Regions from separate parts of the Homo sapiens genome. Here regions 1 and 3 are each linked to region 2. Evidence: chromatin contacts called from ENCODE Hi-C or POLR2A ChIA-PET data. All regions are on one chromosome and are shown on one strand. The core of a region is the stretch at or near the end of the contact, and the rest is flanking DNA. Distances in the headings are between cores, read along the strand shown. Region 1 has its middle 750 kb from the start of MIR4268. Region 2 overlaps LOC105373893 (a long non-coding RNA gene). Region 3 has its middle 600 kb from the start of MIR4268.

Region 1 (2,700 bases), core at 39-2,538, 440 kb after region 2:
ATAAACAATAAACATAGCCCACAGAGATTTTGAAAGTGAACATATTTCCTACATTATGCTATTATACATGCTAAAGGAAAAAAGCCTTCTCTGAATATCAGAGAAAAGAATTAATGAGGTAAATTAGATTTAGAAGTTTTCTATTGGACCTTTGCCAAAAGACGCTCATATGAATGCATTCTTATTTTTGTATCATATATAAGCTTTTCATATTTATGTCAACAAGGGTTACAGCATTGTGCAAAAGTTGAAGAGACCGTGAGGTTAATTATAGGGCATACTTTTTAAAATTATATATAATTGGCAAAAACAGATATTTTTCTCTTTGCATAGTGTCATCTATTGCTTCTATCTATCATCTATCATCTATCATTTATCCATCCATTGAGCCAGCCAGGCAGCCAGCTAATATATAATACATCGGAGGATGTGCTAGGGTTAAAAAGAAGAATGAGACACATTCCCTGTCTTGAGTAAGTTCACAGTGTAACAAAATGCCCTGTCTTTCAACTTGGGCTTCACCTCCAGAGGTTCATGTAGGGCAGTCCTTAAGGCCAGAGAATAAATATGACATGTCTGTCTGCAGCTTCACTCTAAGGCTAAGCTATTGAGAGTATTAACAAGTCCCTTCAACATTTTTATAGCTAAAACAAATATGGATATTTCATGGAATACAGGCAAAATTTGCAAGGACGTAGAAACATTTAAGAGTAAACAAAGATCCTGACTGATATTCTGTGATTCCAGAGGAGGAATGGCTGTTTGGCTCAAACCCCCAGAAGGAAGCATAGCAGGTATAGATGCACCAGGAAAGAATGTGGGGACTTACACCACCTGAGCAGGTAGAGCCAGTCTGGGAAGGGCCTCAAATGCTATGCTGATGAACTTGAACTTTATCCCAGAGGCTCCGGGAAGTCACAGTGAGTGAACCAACACAATGAACCTCTCCAAATAGTTTCAGTCTTATTGGTAGGCTGTTACCAGGCATTGTCTAAAACTTGTTGAGGCAGCAAAATAAAATGGATATTGTGCTATAGATGGTGAGCTAAAAAAACCTCCCTTTTGGTTCCACCAACCAACCACTAACCACGTAAATGCACTTGTATAAGTACCTCAGGCTATCTGAGACCCAGCCACCTAATCTACTAAAGAGAGAGAAAATCATTTGCCCTTTTGCCCTGACAGGGTCACTGTGTGTCCCAAGGGAGACTATGTCCATGAAAGCTCTAGGTGAATGGTGAAGCACTGAACAATACATTAATGAGTCATTGCAACTGTGAAATAAAAGCACTCAGTAAATATTCTCATAATTTGTATGTGTTTCCCAATCCTGCTTTCATTATTTTTAATTCATATAGCCTGCCTTTAGTCACAGGATGAAGGGGTCATGTTCTTGCAAGACTATTGTTTTTCTTTGTTTGTTTGTTTTTTATGACATGTAAGCACAGCCTCCAGTGCAATAATTCAGTAGTAGCTCAATAAGTGTTTCTTGTGTGACTGTTCTTACGGCCACATGCTTTACATCTAGCCTTGTTCATGTTCCCCTCAAACAAGTGCAATCTCCTTCTCTTCCTTTCTCTTGCTGTTTCTCAACTACATGTTCAGAATGATGCTTTGACCCTGAGTTACTTGAGGCCATCTGGGTATCTTGGTATTTCTATAGAGCCATTCATCTCAGAGCTTCCTGATCACTGTTCTCTGTATTCTTTTTTTTTTTTATTCTTGAGACAGAGTTTTGCTCTTGTCGCCCAGGCTGGAGTGCAATCATGCAATCTCGGCTCACTGCAACCTCTGCTTCCCAGGTTCAAGTGATTCTCCTGCCTCAGCCTCCCAAGTAGCTGGGATTACATGTGCCCACCACCACGCCCAGCTAATTTTTGTATTTTTAGTAGAGATGGGGTTTCACCATGTTGGCCAGGATGGTCTTGAACTCCTGACCTCAGGTGATCCATCTGCCTTGGCCTCTCAAAGTGCTGGAATTACAGGCATGAACCACTGTGCCCAGCCTGTTCTCTGTATTCTTTTACCCAATTCTCTGCTCTCTTAACAGATAAGTTTAACCCAAGTTTCTTTTACATTATCATTATTTATTTATTTATTCATACAGCAAGAATTAAATGTGTCCCTACCTACAGCATGAGATTCTGGGAAAATAATAGGGAAATTAAATTTTTTTGTTCCTGGCTTGAAGGTGTTCCAGAAGGGTGGGATGAACAAATATGTAAGCAATTACTAATAAAGCAATGCAGAAAGACTAGAATAAATGCATCAACAAAGCATGCGGGCTTTCCAAGCAGACACTGACTGACTCTGCCTTGGAGAATCTGAGGAGGCTTCACAAAAAAGGTGGCATTAAAGAATCTCAAATAATGATGACTTATTTCTTATTTACTCTCCTGGTCATGTGTAGCCCAACTTGTTTCAAAAACTATTTCAGATGGATCTCAAAACTATAGGTAATCCATATAAAAGTAAGTGAGGAAATCAGGATATTGAGAAAATAGGAAGAATCAAATAAAATAAAGGCATGGTGAGATTAGCCCACAAGATAAATAAATAAATAAATAAAAAGAGACCTTTAGGCTCAATAGAGATGGGCCACAGATTCAGCTCTGAGCTAAAGCAAAGAAGAGAAACATCTGAAATGCATCAGTGTGCTTAAACACAAACCAGCTCTGGGAGATCTCAAATATTCTTGGT
Region 2 (2,700 bases), core at 183-2,682:
CACAAAACATCTGGATGAGGCTGGATTTTCTTCATATATGTTAATGAAATTGATACATCACAACTGATCGCATGCAGAAGCAGATATAAGAATCCAGCAGATACTATTAAGGTAGACAATAAAGAGGTTTGAAAAAAATGTACAACAATGCCACTCTTCTTAATAAATGATTTATTTATTTTTGGAATTTTTGGAAATTTTACACTCTCACTGCCCACAGTATTCTTTTTGTACAGTATGTGTAAAAATCTAGTGTAAAATTATTTTTGGAATTATTTATTTAGTTTTGGAAAGTATAGTTATTTTTCATAAAAAGATGTCCTATAAACATAATGGACTTATCTTTCTTTAAATGAGCTTGTTTATATTTATACATAAAAGTTTTTACAGTTTTAAATTCAAATATGGTAAATATTGACATATATAATCTACATAAACAAATACTCTATGGGATCCTCAATAATTTTAAGAGTATAAATTGATCCTGAGACTAAAACTTTTGAGAGCTACTACTTAAGAGCAATTCATGTCTTCAGTTTCTATCCCAATTCTGCCATACAAATATCTGAAGTTGCTTGAGCATTAACTAAATTCCAGGTGCTTAATTGTTGCTAACCCTGGGAGGGAGGTATAATTATTACTCTCATTTACAGTCAAGGAAATTGAGGTTTACGGAGGTTTAAAAACTTGCCCAACATCTCATAGCTAGGAAGTAGTAACGATTTGAACTTAGGTGCCTGACTCCAGAAGTCCCACTCTTAACAACCTTACAACCCAGCTCAGCTGAAAAGAAAGATTTAAAAAGGAAAAGAATAGAAGGTTTTTTTTTTTAAACTATACTACACTCTTCTTAGATAGCAGTGATGTCATAGGTTTATTAAAAAAAATACTTTTGTTGTTGTTTTGGTTATACTCCTATAACTGCTCCTGTAAGGAGGACCACTTTAGTTCATCTCTGTGAGCTGAATGACTTCTCCACTCCTGGCTGCAGCCTGGGAGACAAAGTCCCAGACGTGCCTTTGTCCTTAGACCACAGGGACAGATTGGCTTTTTTCCCTGATTGCCCAGCAGCTTTTCTCTCTGGCCCTTTTTTTCAGCACAGTTTCTGTGTCTCTTCCAAATGTGTATTTCCCACTTCTCCAGTGGATGCTTGGCTCTCAGCCCGCAGCTGAGCCTGAATAAGCACGTGGGGCACAGGGACCCCATCAAGTACACACGTGGCAACAAAGCCACCCACTGGGCTCCTGATAGGGTGAATCGCACAGCTCAGGGACTTTCTCAGGAGATGTTCTCTTCTGGTCCTTCCAGAGCCATAGTCATGCCCATGTGGGCTCAGGAAACAGGAGCCCTCTGGGTCATGTGATAATTGGTGATCACCTTGTCATCACTAGCTCATGATGTAAAGATGAAGTCTAGAGATGCCTTGACTGGAGGGTTTCAGTTTGTGTAATAGCAAGTGGCATTTCAAGGCACACCATTTGGAAAATTCTCCCATGATATAAACACTGTAAATATTTATTTAAGCTCCCCCAACCTCCCACTGCCATTTCAGAAGCAAATTATTCAAGAGGCTAGATTTTTACACATAGTGTACATAAAGAATACTGTGGGCAGTGAGAGTGTAAACATCCCAGCCATGCAATCTAACTCTTAGTAGAAATTACTTTCCTTGGGACCTAGATGGCATTTCAGATTAGAAATGGTGATTTATGGTGCTTAACCAATTTGCCCAAAGGCATACAGTTAGTAAATGACTTTGGAATCAGATAGAACTTGGATTAAATTCCATTCTTGTTAGTTATCTGTGCAGTTTCTGCATGTTGCTTAATGTTGCTGAGTCTTGATTTCTTTCTTTCTTTTTGTTTCTGAGACAGAGTCTCACTGTGTTGCCAGGCTGGAGTGCAGTGGAATGATCTCGGCTCACTGCAACCTCCACCTCCTGGTTCAAGCAATTCTTCCACCTCAGCCTCCCGAGTAGCTGGGACTACAGGCATATGCCACCATGCCCAGCTAATTTTTGTATTTTTAGTAGAGATGGGGTTTCACCACGTTGGCCAGGATGGTCTCGATCTCTTGACCTCGTGATCCACCAGCCTCGGCCCCCTAAAGGGCTAGGATTACAGGCATGAGCCACCACGCCAAGCGTTGATTTCTTTATCTATAAAATAGAGATCGAAATGCTGTGATGATTAAATAAAATAAGGAATATCAAGTTCTGAGCACAGTCTGGTGCATAACATGTGCTCGATAAATTTTCCATGATGATCATTGTCCTGTTATCTATTTTATTATTTTACAACTCTTATCTGTTCTCATGATGATTCCTCCACCTACTGGGACCATGAACAGTAAGCTGTCTGTGTTCAGTCAATACCTAGCTCAATGCTTAGTATTTGGGGTCCTTAATAACTATTTGAATGAATGAACAAAAGAATGAACAAATGATAAGATTATGACAAGAGATTTTTATTGATAAGTGAATTTCTAAATGGAAATGCTGGGAAATCTTGTTGAAATTATCTGAGGCTCAGAAATGACTGGTAGTGTGAACAGCGAGGAACTAGGTGAAAGAATGTCTTTGGGTGGGAAGAAATCCAGAACGCAGAGCCTCTGGCTCACTCATGTGGGCATCCATGTACAAGTGTTTCTGTCTCTGACTGATGACAAACCTTTCCTGGAGGGCTATTAAAATGCTTCTAT
Region 3 (2,700 bases), core at 134-2,633, 280 kb after region 2:
TAAAGAAAAAGAGGTTTAATGAACTCACAGTTGCACATAGCTGGGGAGGTCTCACAATCATGGCAGAAGGCAAAAGGCACATCTTATATGGCAGCAGACAAGAGAGAGAATGAGAGCCAAGTGAAAGGGATTACCTTATAAAACCATCAGATCTTGTGAGACCTATTCACTATCACAATAACAGGATGTGGGGGGGCAGGCAGGGAACCGCTTCCATGATTCAGTTATCTCCCATCGGGTCCCTCCCACAATATGTGGGAATTATGGGAGCTACAATTCAAGATGAGATTTGGGTGGGGATATAGCCAAACCATATCAAGGGACACAGGATGGAATGGGAATGATGGGGCCAAGGCCCTGAGGCTGTTTGTTGGTGAAGTTCTCCTCTCGGTTTCTCTAATGGATCTCTGACTTTTGCTTTGTGAATTTCTGTATACCTGGGAGGCTATGCACCATGAAAAAGTGCTTTTGTGCACAGTAGTTTGAATTCTCCCAGGAAACATCCAGTGGCTATGCAAGGAAAAAAAAGTTGATTCTCTTGGGCAATATATATTTTTCTCTAGTAGCTTGGGAATATGTCAAGCAGCTAAATTTCATCTTTTCGCTGTTTTTCTACAAAAAAAAGATATCGAAGCACATAAGGCAATTTTACCTGGCATTTTTCATTGTCTTTCTAATTGTTCATTTTAATATGTTAACCACCCTGATATTAAGACGTGAGGATACAATTTAAAATGTATTTTATAACTAGCTCAGAATTTGGGGAAGAAAGTTTCAACAGTGGTATTGAAAATGTAGAGGTGCAGTTTAATTAAGTTGTAATTATTTAATTAACAAATGGTTTTTGCCTATTTTATGTCAGACCCCGTATAAAATGCAAGATTAGGGAAAACAAACATGGTCTTTGCCTTTGTAGAAATTTAAGTCTCCTGGGAGGCTCAGAAACAAATAATCAAGCCAATCCATATGTAATTTCTAATTATGGAAGTGCTATTGTTTGCTATGAGATGCATCATGGGGATGAATGCCCTAGCCTGGAAATGAGGGAGTGCAGCCCCTAGGGTGCCTGTTTTGATGGAGATCTGAAGAGTGAATAGGTTTGGGATGGGACAGAGCAGGTGGGTCAGAGTGCAGGTGTGAACAGCTTCCCCTGTGAGGGACAACACATTTAAAAGGCCTTGTGGACAAAGAGACTGAGAGTCCTTTGAGGAATGAAAGTGGGTCTCTGTCACTGGAGGACAGAGAGAAGGGGCAGTCGGGGAAAGGGGAGGCCAGGAGTGTAAGGAGGGAGGAAGGGGCAGGGCTGGAAGCTGTGTTAAAGCCAAGCTCAAAGCAAAGGGAAGTCCTTGAAGCATTGTGAAAACATCATTCTGGTTGCAGAGTAAACAAGGAAATGAGTGGGGCTGAGATCATCAGTGGGCAGGCTACAGCATTTGTCTAGGTGAAGATTATTTTATGGGACACACCACACACTCATACACACGAGGACAAAGAGATAATGAAGGTAAAAGAGACAGAAAGAGACAGTGTGTTTGTGTGGTTGCATGTGTGTGTGTGAGAGGGAGAGACAGAGCAAGAGAGGGAGAGAGAGGCAGGGAGACAGCAAGGGAGAGAAGGAGAGGAGGAGAGATATATATTGATAGAAAGAGCAAAAACTGAATTAAAAGTATTGAGAGGATGGATTTTAAAGTTAGAGCTAGCTATTCAAATCTGAGATAATGATAAAAATAAATTTTAAAATGTGGTCTCTTCTTTTAATATCAGGGTGGTTAATATAGGACAATATATAAAAAGAAATATATGCTTCAGGTAAAATTGTTTGTAGAACTTTTCGATCATTTTTCACACAACAGCTACAAAAATGAAATGTAACTGGTTCAAATCTTGCTTGGCCCAGCCGCTTTGTAACCACATGAATTTGGGCAAGTTTCTTATACAGCTCACCTTCAGCTTCTTCATTCCAGCTGGTGCTAACACTATTCTGCAAGCTGAATGGGGTCACATATGTGAGGTACCCGACTCAAGATCTGCACTTAGTTAGCCTTTACTAACATTACTGTTGTTATTATTATCATGTTAACAAAATTCCAAAAACTAATACATAATTCTTTCATCTAGAAAAGCAGGGTACTTATTACATTGTGAATACAAGTATATTTGTATTATGTGAACTCACTAGGTCATGAATATTTTTACCATATGGCCACACCTCAGTTGCGTTTATCCACTATTCTATCCTTTTCTAGAAAATCACTGAATATGAATAATCTCTCTTCATCTCCTTATTTGACATTGGAATGGAGAGAAGATTAAGTAACCTAAAACCAAGTGGTAATTCTCGGATATTTAGAAGGATATTTTGAGACATTTTGTACCAAGCTTTGATGTGAAAAATATGAATTCTGGCTTCAACAATAAGTTAATAAAATAAAAAGTGATAGAATGGGGAAAGGCTTCACATTGTTGATGGAGCTCACAGCCAGGGGCCTGGTGGGAGCCCCAGCCCTGCTGCTGAGTTCATACCAGCTCGTTTTCTAAATAAAACAGACAGTTCATGTCAACTCCCACCATAAGAATGTAAGAAGTACCTCAGGGCTATGACTTGTCCAGATTCTCGTATCATTTTTCTCTGTGTGTGCAGGCGTGTGTGTGTGTGCAGGTGTGTGTCTCTGTGTGTGTGTGTGTAAACTGGCTTCCTTT

Evidence for each region. Hi-C counts contacts between places; a loop is a spot of excess contacts on that map. ChIA-PET counts read pairs that join two places held with the same protein, here RNA polymerase II (POLR2A). Pooled maps may share reads with other maps.
Region 1: a map of PC-9 shows a loop between it and region 2 (24-fold over the local background). The contact joins two enhancer-like sites. A Hi-C loop is called at or near these places in 2 of 168 maps with a recorded cell type or tissue (IMR-90 and PC-9) and 2 of 50 pooled maps.
Region 3: a loop to region 2 is called in a map of PC-9, with 9 times the contacts of the local background. The contact joins two enhancer-like sites. A Hi-C loop is called at or near these places in 2 of 168 maps with a recorded cell type or tissue (IMR-90 and PC-9) and 2 of 50 pooled maps. POLR2A ChIA-PET finds 5 or more read pairs at or near these places in 1 of 52 experiments (PC-9).

Annotation. Positions count from the first base shown.
Region 1 is chr2:220,659,608-220,662,307 of GRCh38, forward strand. No RefSeq gene overlaps it. Among named protein-coding and RNA genes, the nearest start is that of MIR4268, 750 kb to the left of the region's middle. Within about 2 kb of position 1,289, at least 2 of the 41 ENCODE cell types and tissues checked have a DNase peak (open chromatin) inside an H3K27ac peak, as active enhancers do; they include PC-9, where a contact is called at or near this core.
Region 2 is chr2:220,223,644-220,226,343 of GRCh38, forward strand. The region is part of intron 2 of LOC105373893 (a long non-coding RNA gene); the gene reads left to right. Among named protein-coding and RNA genes, the nearest start is that of MIR4268, 320 kb to the left of the region's middle. Within about 2 kb of position 1,433, at least 3 of the 41 ENCODE cell types and tissues checked have a DNase peak (open chromatin) inside an H3K27ac peak, as active enhancers do; they include PC-9, where a contact is called at or near this core.
Region 3 is chr2:220,503,973-220,506,672 of GRCh38, forward strand. No RefSeq gene overlaps it. Among named protein-coding and RNA genes, the nearest start is that of MIR4268, 600 kb to the left of the region's middle. Within about 2 kb of position 1,384, at least 4 of the 41 ENCODE cell types and tissues checked have a DNase peak (open chromatin) inside an H3K27ac peak, as active enhancers do; they include PC-9, where a contact is called at or near this core.